Linked DNA regions of Mus musculus: region 2 is linked to region 1. Evidence: chromatin contacts called from ENCODE Hi-C data. All regions are on one chromosome and are shown on one strand. The core of a region is the stretch at or near the end of the contact, and the rest is flanking DNA. Distances in the headings are between cores, read along the strand shown.

The links. Hi-C counts contacts between places; a loop is a spot of excess contacts on that map.
Region 2: a map of T-helper 17 cell shows a loop between it and region 1 (5-fold over the local background). The contact joins the promoter of Wrap73 here to the promoter of Per3 in region 1. A Hi-C loop is called at or near these places in 3 of 37 maps with a recorded cell type or tissue (T-helper 17 cell and v-Abl transformed pro-B cells).

What each region holds. Positions count from the first base shown.
Region 1 is chr4:151,042,293-151,047,643 of GRCm38, reverse strand. Per3 (period circadian clock 3) reads left to right here and starts at 2,979. Exons shown (of 21, transcript NM_011067.3): 1 at 2,979-3,536; 2 at 3,940-4,085; 3 at 4,853-4,968. The coding sequence starts at 3,412. It overlaps Gm38529, which reads right to left and starts at 2,791. Exons shown (of 2, transcript XM_017320565.2): 1 at 2,616-2,791. It overlaps Vamp3 (vesicle-associated membrane protein 3), which reads left to right. Exons shown (of 5, transcript NM_009498.4): 5 at 1-339.
Region 2 is chr4:154,141,038-154,146,827 of GRCm38, reverse strand. It overlaps Wrap73 (WD repeat containing, antisense to Trp73), which reads right to left and starts at 4,456. Exons shown (of 12, transcript NM_021499.2): 1 at 4,315-4,456; 2 at 1,433-1,585; 3 at 221-337. The coding sequence starts at 4,383.

The sequences.
Region 1 (5,351 bases), core at 1,730-4,229:
CACTTTGTAGACCAGGCTGGCTCGAACTCAAAAATCCGCCTGCCTCTGCCTCCCAAGTGCAGGGATTAAAGGCGTGTGCCACCAACGCCCAACTGGTTCTAGTTTTTTATCTGTTCCCCTAACATTACTGAAACAATACAGATGTTGAAGATATGCCTTGCCGCATCAGCCTAGGGCTTCTGTCCTGGTCTGACCTCACAACTTTGGTGCTGTCTCCTCATATTCTGTCCCATGTAACTCAGTGGCTCCTGTATTAACACAGTGATACCTCGCTTCTCTGTGCATTTAGCTGGGAATGTTCCCGGTATGGTGACCAGAATAAAGTTGTTTATTAACATGATCCTGTGTCGTGTTTCTTGGAGTGGAGTTGGGAATACACCTGATGCATGTCCTAAACTTCTGACCCTTGATGCTCCCCCTCCCTCCCTGACAAACTATGTTTTTTTCTTATTCATTATCCTAGGAGCACATATTCCTGTGAGAAGATGTAGATCTCACCCTGTGTTAGGGGACTCTAGAGCAACAGAACTAATAAGGTGAACATATATTTTTAAAAGATTTTTATTATGTGGTATGGTCTACCTCACACTGAAGATGCTGAGAACCTGATAGCTGCTTAGTCCATGAGGCTGAGTTCCTCAGAAGTTTCCATCTGGTACTGTGGGCCTGGAGGACTCCTGGAAAATCTCTGGTGTTAAGCCCATGTGGAAGCCCATGTGGAAGCCCATGAAAACATACTGAGTTCTGATAACATCAGAGTGCAGCAACAGCAGGGTAGATTAACTCGCCTGTGAGTGAAGGCTTGCAGGCAAAGAGCAGAGCTTCCTTCTCCTATCTTCCCCACTTTACATACTCCGAGCAGGGAAACCCATCAGGAATACCTGGCAGGCTGCCTTTTAGTTGATTCCACATACAATGGAGTCGACAACTGGAATTAACCATCATATACCTTAATGAAAAGTGCTTTTCAGAGCAGAGATGAGTCCATAGCTGGTTTGCAGTTACCAGACCAGTAAGGATTTGGCTATTGGGTTTCTTAAATAGTGTCTTCTGGAAGTGATTTGTAGAGTTGACCCTGGTACACCACACAGCTACCAACCACACAGGTAAACTTAGGGGAGGCATGTCCCAAATGTGTGGCTTTTTTTTTTTTTTAATCTGCCTTCCTTTGAATATATTTCCCCTCATTCCCCCACTCTTGCAAACAATGTAATATAGACCGGGTAGGATTTTGTCTATGTTTACAACATAAAAGTCTAAATACTTTTCCTTAAGCACAAACCCCATCACAATCTGGCCCTTCCTTTCTCCCATTGCTTCAGGTTCTTTTTTTTTTTTTAGATTTATTTATTATTATTATATCTAAGTAACTGTAGCTGTCTTCAGACACACCAGAAGAGCATCAGATCTCATTATTGATTGTTGTGAGCCACCATGTGATTGCTGGGATTTGAACTTGGGACCTTCAGAAGAGCAGTCAGTGCTCTTAAGCACTGAGCCGTCTTTCTAGCCCTCGCTTCAGGTTCTTAATGACTAACCTGTACTTCACAAGGATGGCCTGAAAGGGACAGTGCTTTTCAGTTCTGTTAGCCCACCCATTTCCCCCACCCCAAAGGATCACTCAGATTCAGTTCCCCTTCTCAGCGGCCCTCCCTTACCCTCCAGCCTGTTCCCTGGGGCTCTTGCCTCCTTCCTCTGTCCTTCCCATTCCTACCAGTTTATGTCCTACCAGCATCTTAGGCTTTCTTGACTTTGAGGCATCATCCATGTGTTGTATGTTGAGTATGAGAGAATTTGGTTCTGTCCTCAGTACAATAATCCCTGCCCACATGTGCACCCAATGGTCGTACAATGAATGTTTCTTGAAGAACTCAGGAGTAGAGTAATCCAGTGTGGAGAAAGACTTTTTTTAAAAATCGGTCATTTGCCCAATATGAAATGTGGATACTTGCTCTCTGGCATTTTCCCCTTCTCCTTTGGCCTGAACACTTTCATTCATCCAACAAATACTTAGTGTATTTTTTTAAAGATCTTATTATTTATGTGGTGTATGTCTGGATAGCGTATGCTCACTGTGCAGGTGTCTTGATGGATGAGGGCATTGGATCTCCTATAACTGGAATTACAGGCACTTTGTGAGACACTGATAGAAGATGCCTGGGAACCATCCAAAGGAAGAGCAGTAGGTGCTTAACTCTCAAGTGCTGTGCCATCTCTCCACCCACTACCGAGTGTGTTCTTGATGTACCCAGGCAGCAGAAGGCTGGAGCTCTGCCCTGTACCTTTCGTTTCTGAAGGGTAGAGACAGTTATGTAAAAGGAGCATCCTGGCTGTTTCCTCGAAAACAGAGCGTCGCTTACAATACTATCTAACTCCTGTTGCCAAATGAACCTGTAACTCGAGGGCAGCCAAGGACCTTACCTTGTACCATTAAACTTGTATTTCTGAAAATACGGTTGGATTCTACCTGGGTTCACTCACCTATATTGGCGGGTGGGAGAAAGCAGCAAGTTTTGGAAAGATGAAAACAATGGGAACCCCAAAGCACTGCATTCCTGGGATACCGGGGAGCCCCAGAGGCCTGCGGACTCACAAGCGCCACCGGGTCCACTTACCTGTTGGCTGCGCGGACCCCGCCCTCCCGTGACTGACAGCCCCAAGGCCACGCCTCCGGGAAGCCCGGCAGTAGACTTGCGCGGCCCGGCCCTGTTGTCTTCCAGGCCACTCCACTTGGCCAGGATTGGCCGAGAGCCGCCCTCGCCCGACCCGCGCGTTATGTAAGGTACTCGGGGGCCTTTGCACCCGCCCACCCGCCCGCGGTTATGTAACCCCCGCCGTGCACGACCTGCACCCCGCCCTCTGACCAATGGGAGCTCGTGTTGCCGGTAACAGCGACCAATCGCGCGGCGAAGGGGCGGGACCGGATCCCTGGCGCGCAGGGGGCGGGGCCGGCGGCCACTGGGCACGCGGACGGCCTCGAGACTGGACTGCCCGCGGGTGGGCGAGGCTCTGCGGGGCGGCGGCGAGTTGCTCGGCTGGCGGGACGCCTGCGAGCCCGCACGGCCGGGCGCTGCTGCCCCTGCCTTCTGCCCGGTCACGCCGGACGTTGCTCTCTGAGGTGTTTCTCGATGCTCGCCGGCTTCCCAGCAAGGACGGTGGAAAAGTTGTTGCAGGCTGACCGCGCTCCCTGAGAGCCCCGCTGGTGGTCCGTCCAGCCAGCTTCCGCCATCGAGCTGTCGCTGTAGCTCGTCACCCCAGCAGAGTCTGTGGAAATGCTGAGGAGAAAAGTGCCCCTCAGATGAGCGTGGTCGGCGACCAGTCTTTCCCGAAGGCGATGGCAGGGACCAAAACAAGCCGGGTTTGGTTGCTAGCTGCAAACTGAGAGAAGCAGGCTGAGGGCTGCCAGGCGGGATGGATCCCTGTGGAGACCCGGCAGTACCTGGTGGCGACTGTCCCCAGACTAGGGGACCGGGGCTCCAGGGGGCGTCTGGCCAGGAGGGTCCTCTGCAGGGCACTTGCGTGGACAGCAGCCACAGGTGACGCTAGGAAGTCTCCCCACCACCCTCTGTGTTTATTGTCCTTCCCTGGAGCAGGGAAAGCAGGATTTACAACTTTTTATTGTATTTTTGATCCCGGGGACGCGGTAGGGGGGGGAGGCGACCTGAAAGGGAACTTCCAAATAGTTCGGTGAGGATTGATGGGAGGGGGAATGTTACTAAACTAAATTACCAGAGTACGGAAAGAAAGAGGAAAGTGGTTAAAGAATTTGACGGAGTTGGGACTGAAGGGAGAATGAAAGTGTAGAATGTCCCCTACCTGGAAGAGAAAGGGCATTAAACCTGTGACCTGGGCTAGTTGAGGTGGCCAGACATCCCTAAAAATCAGATATTCCTTGAGTGTCCACCATTACGGTTTCTTGTTTGTTTTTTTCCTATTCAGTGAACACGAAGACCGAAACAGAATGTCTGAAGAGCTTATAATGGTTGTCCAAGAAATGAAAAAGTATTTCCCAGCCGAGAGGCACACTAAGCCCAGTACCCTAGATGCTCTTAACTATGCCCTGCGCTGTGTACACAGTGTGCAAGGTAAATGCATTGCAGCGAATAGGGTGGCGCTGGGCTCAGTCCTCATGTGCAGTGGAACTCCAGCCTCCAGAGGCTTGGGCTTTATTTGTAGCCAAGACAAGCAAGTCTAAAGCTGATGTAAGTGGTGCTTTAGGCTTTCCAAGTTTGAAAAGCCAGCAGAACGTTATTTGTCTGACAGTTTAGTAACTGTGCAATATTGTGCCTATCTGTTGCAAGAGTAAAGAGTTGAGCAGTTTAAGTAAAACTCAGAGGACTTTTTCAAGGAGCATTGCCTTCCATGGAGATTACACGAGCAAATACATGTCTGGGTTGTTTTTTTCTGTCATGCACACACTTTGGAAATGCAGTTGTAGTATATACAAAATAGACTAAATCAAAGAACAAATGTTTTTCCTTCCCCCAGCAGAAACCGCTTTGCTCAGTCTGTGATCAATAGTTTGTGAATTCTAGTGTTTCCTCCATTAAAAAAATATATGTGTGTATCTGGACTTTGATTTTATTAACTAGCTTTAGAACTTCTAGTGAATCTTGCTCCTTGTAACCCAGAGCAGGCAGGATTCATAAAACTCATAGTCTTGAGTTTGCATACCTAACCTTGCATTCCTAACCATATCCTTGATGCAAACAAAAAAATCACCTGGTTTTGAGGGAAACCCACGTAAGGGATCGTCATCTAAGGAAATACACCAACCTTAGCGTGCTGAGAAATGACTTCTTAAAGATACGCTTGTCACCACTCTGTGTGTCTATCTCCCTGTCTTTCTTAGCAAACAGTGACTTTTTCCAGAGTCTCGGTCCACGCGGAGCACACCAGGCAGATGTGACTGTATACAGTCTTGAGGACCTCACCGCTCTGGCTTCTGAACATACTTCTAAGAACACAGTAAGATTTAATGAGTTTTGCCATCTCCACCTGGTGACTCTTCCTAGGGACCTTTTCTGGGTGTTAAAATAGTCACTGGAAGTTTCACTTGCTGAGGGAAAAAAAAAAGGGTGAAAGTTCTAAAAAGGTACTATGAGGTCTCCTGCCCATACCAGAGATCCTGTCTGAAGGTAGACGCGACCCCTGGCCCCTTGTGCTGTATCATAGTTTCCTGTGCTTAGCCAGCAGGTAATGCCCTCCCCCTCAGCATCCCCTGTTCTCTCACAGAAAAAGAAAAAAAAAAAAAAAAAAAAAGCAACAAGCAAAACGTGGCAGAGTAATTTCCTGCATCGTATTCTAATCTCCAAATTGTTACTTTCTATTTATATCATTCTTAGTTCCAA
Region 2 (5,790 bases), core at 3,207-5,706, 3.1 Mb before region 1:
GTCGTTCTTACCCTCCACCATGTGGCAAGGCTTGGTAGCAAGAGCCATACCCACTGAGCCATCTTGCCAACTCCTTTTAATGTCCTATTTTTCTTTAAAATAGAGTTTAAAAATTATACTGTTTATGAACTCTGGCCTGAATACTGCTCCAGAACCAGACTTTCACATTCCCAGGCTATTTTAGGCGAAGAACAGAGTGGGCTACGTTTGGCCAGCTTACATGAAATTCGGTTGTGTTCAGGATGTGGCGGCCATCTGGACTCCAGCAGGAAGCGACCAGCCCCGCAGAGCCCTCGTCGATCTTGCAGTGCCATTCTGGCTGCTCGAGTGACCAGACCTTGATTCATAAAAGAAACACAGAGGAGTGCAAATAGCTGTACCACGCAGGAGGCCTCTCTGAGGGAGAGGATATACACCATGCTACCTCAGATGGCCCAGTGGCTACAAGCCACACTTCCTGGTGACTTCACTGCAGTGCACCTTTGAAGGGTCTGCTCATGTGCCCATCCCTGTGACCTCATTAGTTAGGCTTAGTGAATACTGGAACACGGCCTTCTAGAACCTTCTAGAACTTCCTAGAACCCTGTCCAAGTTGTTCCACTGCCATTGCAAATACCTCCCGCTCAGAAAAATCATGCTCGGGGCTGGTGAGATGGCTCAGTGGGTAAGAGCACCCAACTGTTCTTCTGAAGGTCCGGAGTTCAAATCCCAGCAACCACATGGTGGCTCACAACCATCTGTAACGAGATCTGACGCCCTCTTCTGGAGTGTCTGAAGACAGCTACAGTGTACTTACATATAACCAATAAATAAATCTTTAAAAAAAAAAAAAAAAGAAAAATCATGCTCAAAGACTGAGAACAATTTACTGTTTTGGTGGTGTTTGTTTGTTTTTCCACATCAAAAGTGTTTGGATTAAACTATTAGAGAGCATTACATTTTAAAAGAAAGCATATCTGGGGGCTGGAGAGATGCCTCAGCAGCCGAGAGCACTGACTGCTCTTCCTGATGACCCCGTTCAATTCCCAGCCCCCGTACTGCAGCTCACAGCTATCGGTAACTCTGAGACCTGACACCATCACACAGAAATGCATACAGATAAAACACCAATGCACATAAAATAAATAAATTACACATAAGAAAAGAAGGCAACCTTGAGTCTCATTGCATTTCCCCCTAAACCTGAAAGAAGGGTGCAAACACCTGGACTCCTTCCTAGTCACACTCCTGGAAACGTTTCCTAATTCTAACTCTGCTACAGAAACAGCGCCAGACCAGTTAGTTACACATGAGACACACTTATGTGAGTCTTATGTATATGTGGCATGTGCCTGCCTACACACATCATATATGTAAGTGGCACATGCCTGTTCAAGGCCCACAGACATGTAGCACCCATCTATACACTCTACTAATACATGGTGGTACAAACCTGCACAAGCCCCCGCCTGTACATGGCACACAGGATGAAGAGGGAGTCTGCAGACCACTCTATGTGCTGGATCTGGTCCAGGCATGTGTACAACTGAAGGATCTGAAGGGTCGTCACATCCCGGATCACTAATCGGTACTGGACACAGGAAGCCTAAAAAGTGAGGCAGACAGCACGGGATAGCATCTCTTCTACAGCAGGGAGCCTTGCCTCAATGGCCAGCTCCTCCCCTCCTGTTCGACACACTTAGCTTCATGTGGACCAAAACTTATGGGTCTCATTGCAAAATGAGTTAGAAAAAGATAAAAGGTGGAGCATTCAAAAGTTTAAAAGTTCCACACAGTATATATTAACCAAATTATCATACTCTAACCCACAAATTTGTACAAGTAAATTTTTTTAAAGATTTATTTATTATTATATAGTAAGTACACTGTAGCTGTCTTCAGATGCACCAGAAGAGGGCATCAGATCTCATTACGGGTGGTTGTGAGCCACCAAGTGGTTGCGGGGATTTGAACTCAGGACCTTTGGGTGAGCAGTCAGTGCTCTTACCCGCTGAGCCATCTGTACAAGTAAATTTAAAGATGGGGGTGGTGCACTCCTTTAATCCCAGCACTCAGAAGTCAGAGGTGGGCAGATCCCTGAGTTTGAGGCCAGCCTCCCTCTACTGAGTGAGTTCCAGGACAGCTGGGGCTACACAGAGAAACTGTCTCAAAAAGCCTGTGTGTGTGTGTGTGTGTGTGTGTGTGTGTGTATTTTTTTACTACTTGGGAGTGATGGTGCACACTTGTAATCACTGTACTAGGGAGGTGCTCAACTACTTTCTGAGTCTGAGGCCAGCTTTGCATATTATGCCATTGTCTAAAAGCCAAAAACTTGCACTTGCCTCAGAAACAGGTTTGGATGCACAGAAGCCACATAAAACTGTGTTAATCCTAAAAACTGTTTAAAATCCTAGTTTCTATGAGGAGGCAGAGGGGAGGCAGAGGGGAGGCTGAGGCAGGTACATGTGGGCCAGCTAGCCTGCTTTATGCAGTGAAGAGCAAGAGACCTTGTCTCAAACAAGGTGGAAGGTAAGGAATAACACTGGGGGTTGTCCTCTGCCCTCTACACGTGTGTTGTAGCATCTCTCTGTTTCTATCTCTGTCTCTCTGTCTCTGTCTCTGTCTCTCTCTCTCTCTCACTCACACACACACACACACACACACAGACTCTTTTTTTTTTAATGAAGCCACATTTGTCTTCTGTGGAAAGAGAGCAAGAGGGCAAGTGCAGATCAGAAGGAGGACCTATCAAAGGGCTTGTGTTCTCACATTAGAGTTTGGTGAGCAGTAACCTGTTACAATGGATTCCTTAGGAATCACTTAAGACACCAACACTGGAAACATGGACTCGCTCTGCTCAGGATTTAGGACAAAACTTGAAAGAAACAATTATTAAGAGCTCCACGATATTTTGATGAGCGGCAAGCACAAATATCAGCTAACCCAAATGCAACTTCTTTGCTGTTCACTGAGACTTTCAGAACCGTAAAGCAACCTTAGTCTCTGGAGGCACTTGGAAAAAGGTAAAATGTATCAATGTGTGCGAGGCTGATGGTCTCCTCCCACCTTTACGTGGGTTCCCGAGCCGGAGCTCAAGTCCTCGGGCTTGCATGGCAGTACCTTTCCCTGCTAAGCAGGTCCTACCCTGACACTTCCTACATTGTTAGGATGATGTGTATAAGGAGGGTAAAGGATGTCTCAAAAGCCTGGACAAACACAGCAGGGGTGTGAACTGAGAATCAAGACAGCCAGGCATGGTGGCATGCTCCGTTAATCCCAGCACTCAGGAGACAAGGGGCAGATCTTTGAGTTCAAGGCCAACCTGGTCAGAGCTACAGAGAAACCCTGTCAATCAGTCAATCAATCAATCAATGGTATCAGTCAGTTAAAAAGAGAATGATAGATTAATCAAAGAAAACTTGTTAAAAATTAGGATTGCATTTGTATGTGAGAAGGGTCAGGCACTAGTTACGGCTTATGTGGAGGCCAGAGGACAACATGCAGGAGACAGTTCTCTCCTTCCATTAAGTGGGTCCTAGAGCTGGGACTCAGGTCATCAGGTTTGGTGGCAGGTACCGTTACTAGCCAAGCTACCCGACTGGCACGGAACCACAGTTTTTTAAAATAAGACTTGAGTTTTCCCTGATGGCTTCCTAACGTCAGCCTTCTACAAATGCACAATGGTCATGTTGGCGTACCTTGAAACACCCATCTGAACACTATTCTGCCACCCAAAGAATAGACAGCTAACATCCAACCCTGGCAATGAAAGCTAGTTATTTAAACCATTTGCTTATGACGAGTTTCACAAAGGAGGGCCCCGTTTAACCAGCTCGCTCACAGAAAACATACAAAATAGCAATGAGCTGCCATCCCCTGTGCCCTCAAATGTGTGAAAGCAGAGTCATCTTATCCAACTTTGATGAAGGGAAACTGGAGCCGGGAGCCTGGCACCCACCCAGCCCTGGCCACCTGCTCCAAGACCTCCTTCCTAACCCTGACCACCTGCCAGAATAGCAACCCCAACTCCATCCCCACTCTGCTCCACGTCCTCTTTCTCCACCCTGGTCACCTGCCAGGATCCCCCAGCCTGGCTGGCCTGGATCCCTCTTCGGCTTCAGGTTCGTTCTCTCTAATCATCTGGTTCTCCCTCATCTGGGCTGAAACCCCTCTGCCTGCCTCCCTCTCCCACCTCCCACCCCGCCCCCTAAGTCCAGCCTGAGTCCCCGCGGCCGCCCGGCTCGGGCCCCCTTCCCGCCCCCCTTCGGCCCGCCCCGGCCCCGTGCACAAGTCGCGCGCCCACACTTAGGTTCCGCCCAGCGCGCCGCAGCTCACCAGGTACTTGCCGTCCGGGGAGAACCTGCAGAGCAGGCCCGAGAGCTTGAATGACTCCGAGAAGTTCATGGCCACGGCCAGCCCGGGCCAGCCCGGCTCCGAAGTACCTCCCGCAACCGCCCCAGGCAGCGGCCGGAAGTACAGGGGCGGAAGCGAGCAGCAGCCAATGGGAGCCTCAAGCGGCCGCGCGGCATTGTGGGGCGGGAAGTCCGAGTTTGAGTCTTAAAGGGGCTGAGCGCCTTTGCGCTATAGCGGATCTCCCTGCAAATCCCGAAACGGAAGGCTGAATTCTGACTTCAGATAAATCACAAAATAAATATGTTCCCAAAAGTTACCCGGGGCATACTTAGACTAAAAGACTCCCTTATCTGAAATTCAGGTTGTAACTAGACCTCTGTACTTGTGAACATACATTTATTTACATGTAAATGCGTATTTATGTGTAAGTATATAGTCGTATTTCGATACACCTCTTTAGTAGATAACAAATTTTTTGTTACAGGAGCTGAGAGTGCGGTTCTATTGGCAAAATGATTGCTTAGCATATATGAAACCCAGGTTTTGGTCCGCAGCATCGCATAAACCCCGCACGATGGTTTGCATTAAAAAAAAAAAAAAAATCCTACACCTGAAACCAGAGACGCAGATGTTCAGGGCATCCTTCGCTACCTATAGAGTTGGAGGCTATGCAGGGCTGCGTGAGACCCTTTCTCAAACAGAACAAAGCAAAGTATTTTCCACGTATAAGTATAAATATAGGTTTGCTTTGAGGTTTTCCTGAGAGCGACCACCTGCAGCGTGACCTCGTGACGTTCAAGTGCTTCTCAGGTCTGTGGCGGAACGAATTCGAAGGCATGTGGATCTCGTGGGTCGCCTCACCTTTTTGGAGGTTCTAGTTAGAGTGTGGACTTGATTCAGAGGTGTGGCTCGGTACCCGGGACGGCAGCCTCGGTGGGCACGTAGAATACAGCACCAACTGGACTTCAGACCAGGATCGCTCCCCAAAGCGCTCTGCTCCCTCCCTCGCGCAGCACCCCGCGTCCTGTGCCCCACAAGGCTCCCCATTCCGGTGTCATTCGGGAGGTTGGATGTTCCTGTCTGCACCCAAAGCTTCAGAGGATCACTTAAGGCTCAGCCACTGCCTTTGGAGCTAAGTTCCGAATTCTGAAAGACCGGAATCTAGTATTGCTCGGTCCAGCTCATAGCTCCCAGTCTCTTCCGCACCGCTGCATCTAATTTCCACGAATGAATGAATGAATGAATGAATGAATGAATGAATGGCGGTGCTTGCACCATTCGGAGAGGATCTGCAGAGTGCGCGGCCAGCGTCCTGGCATTTTCTGTTCCCAACCAGTCCCAAACTCTTGCTTGGTATTCATCTTTGTCTCTAATCTGCAGCTCGCAAATAATTACTCCTCGTAGCTATTGGCCTAACACCAGGTCAGGCTTTCGAGTTCGAGAGAGATTCGGTCTGCT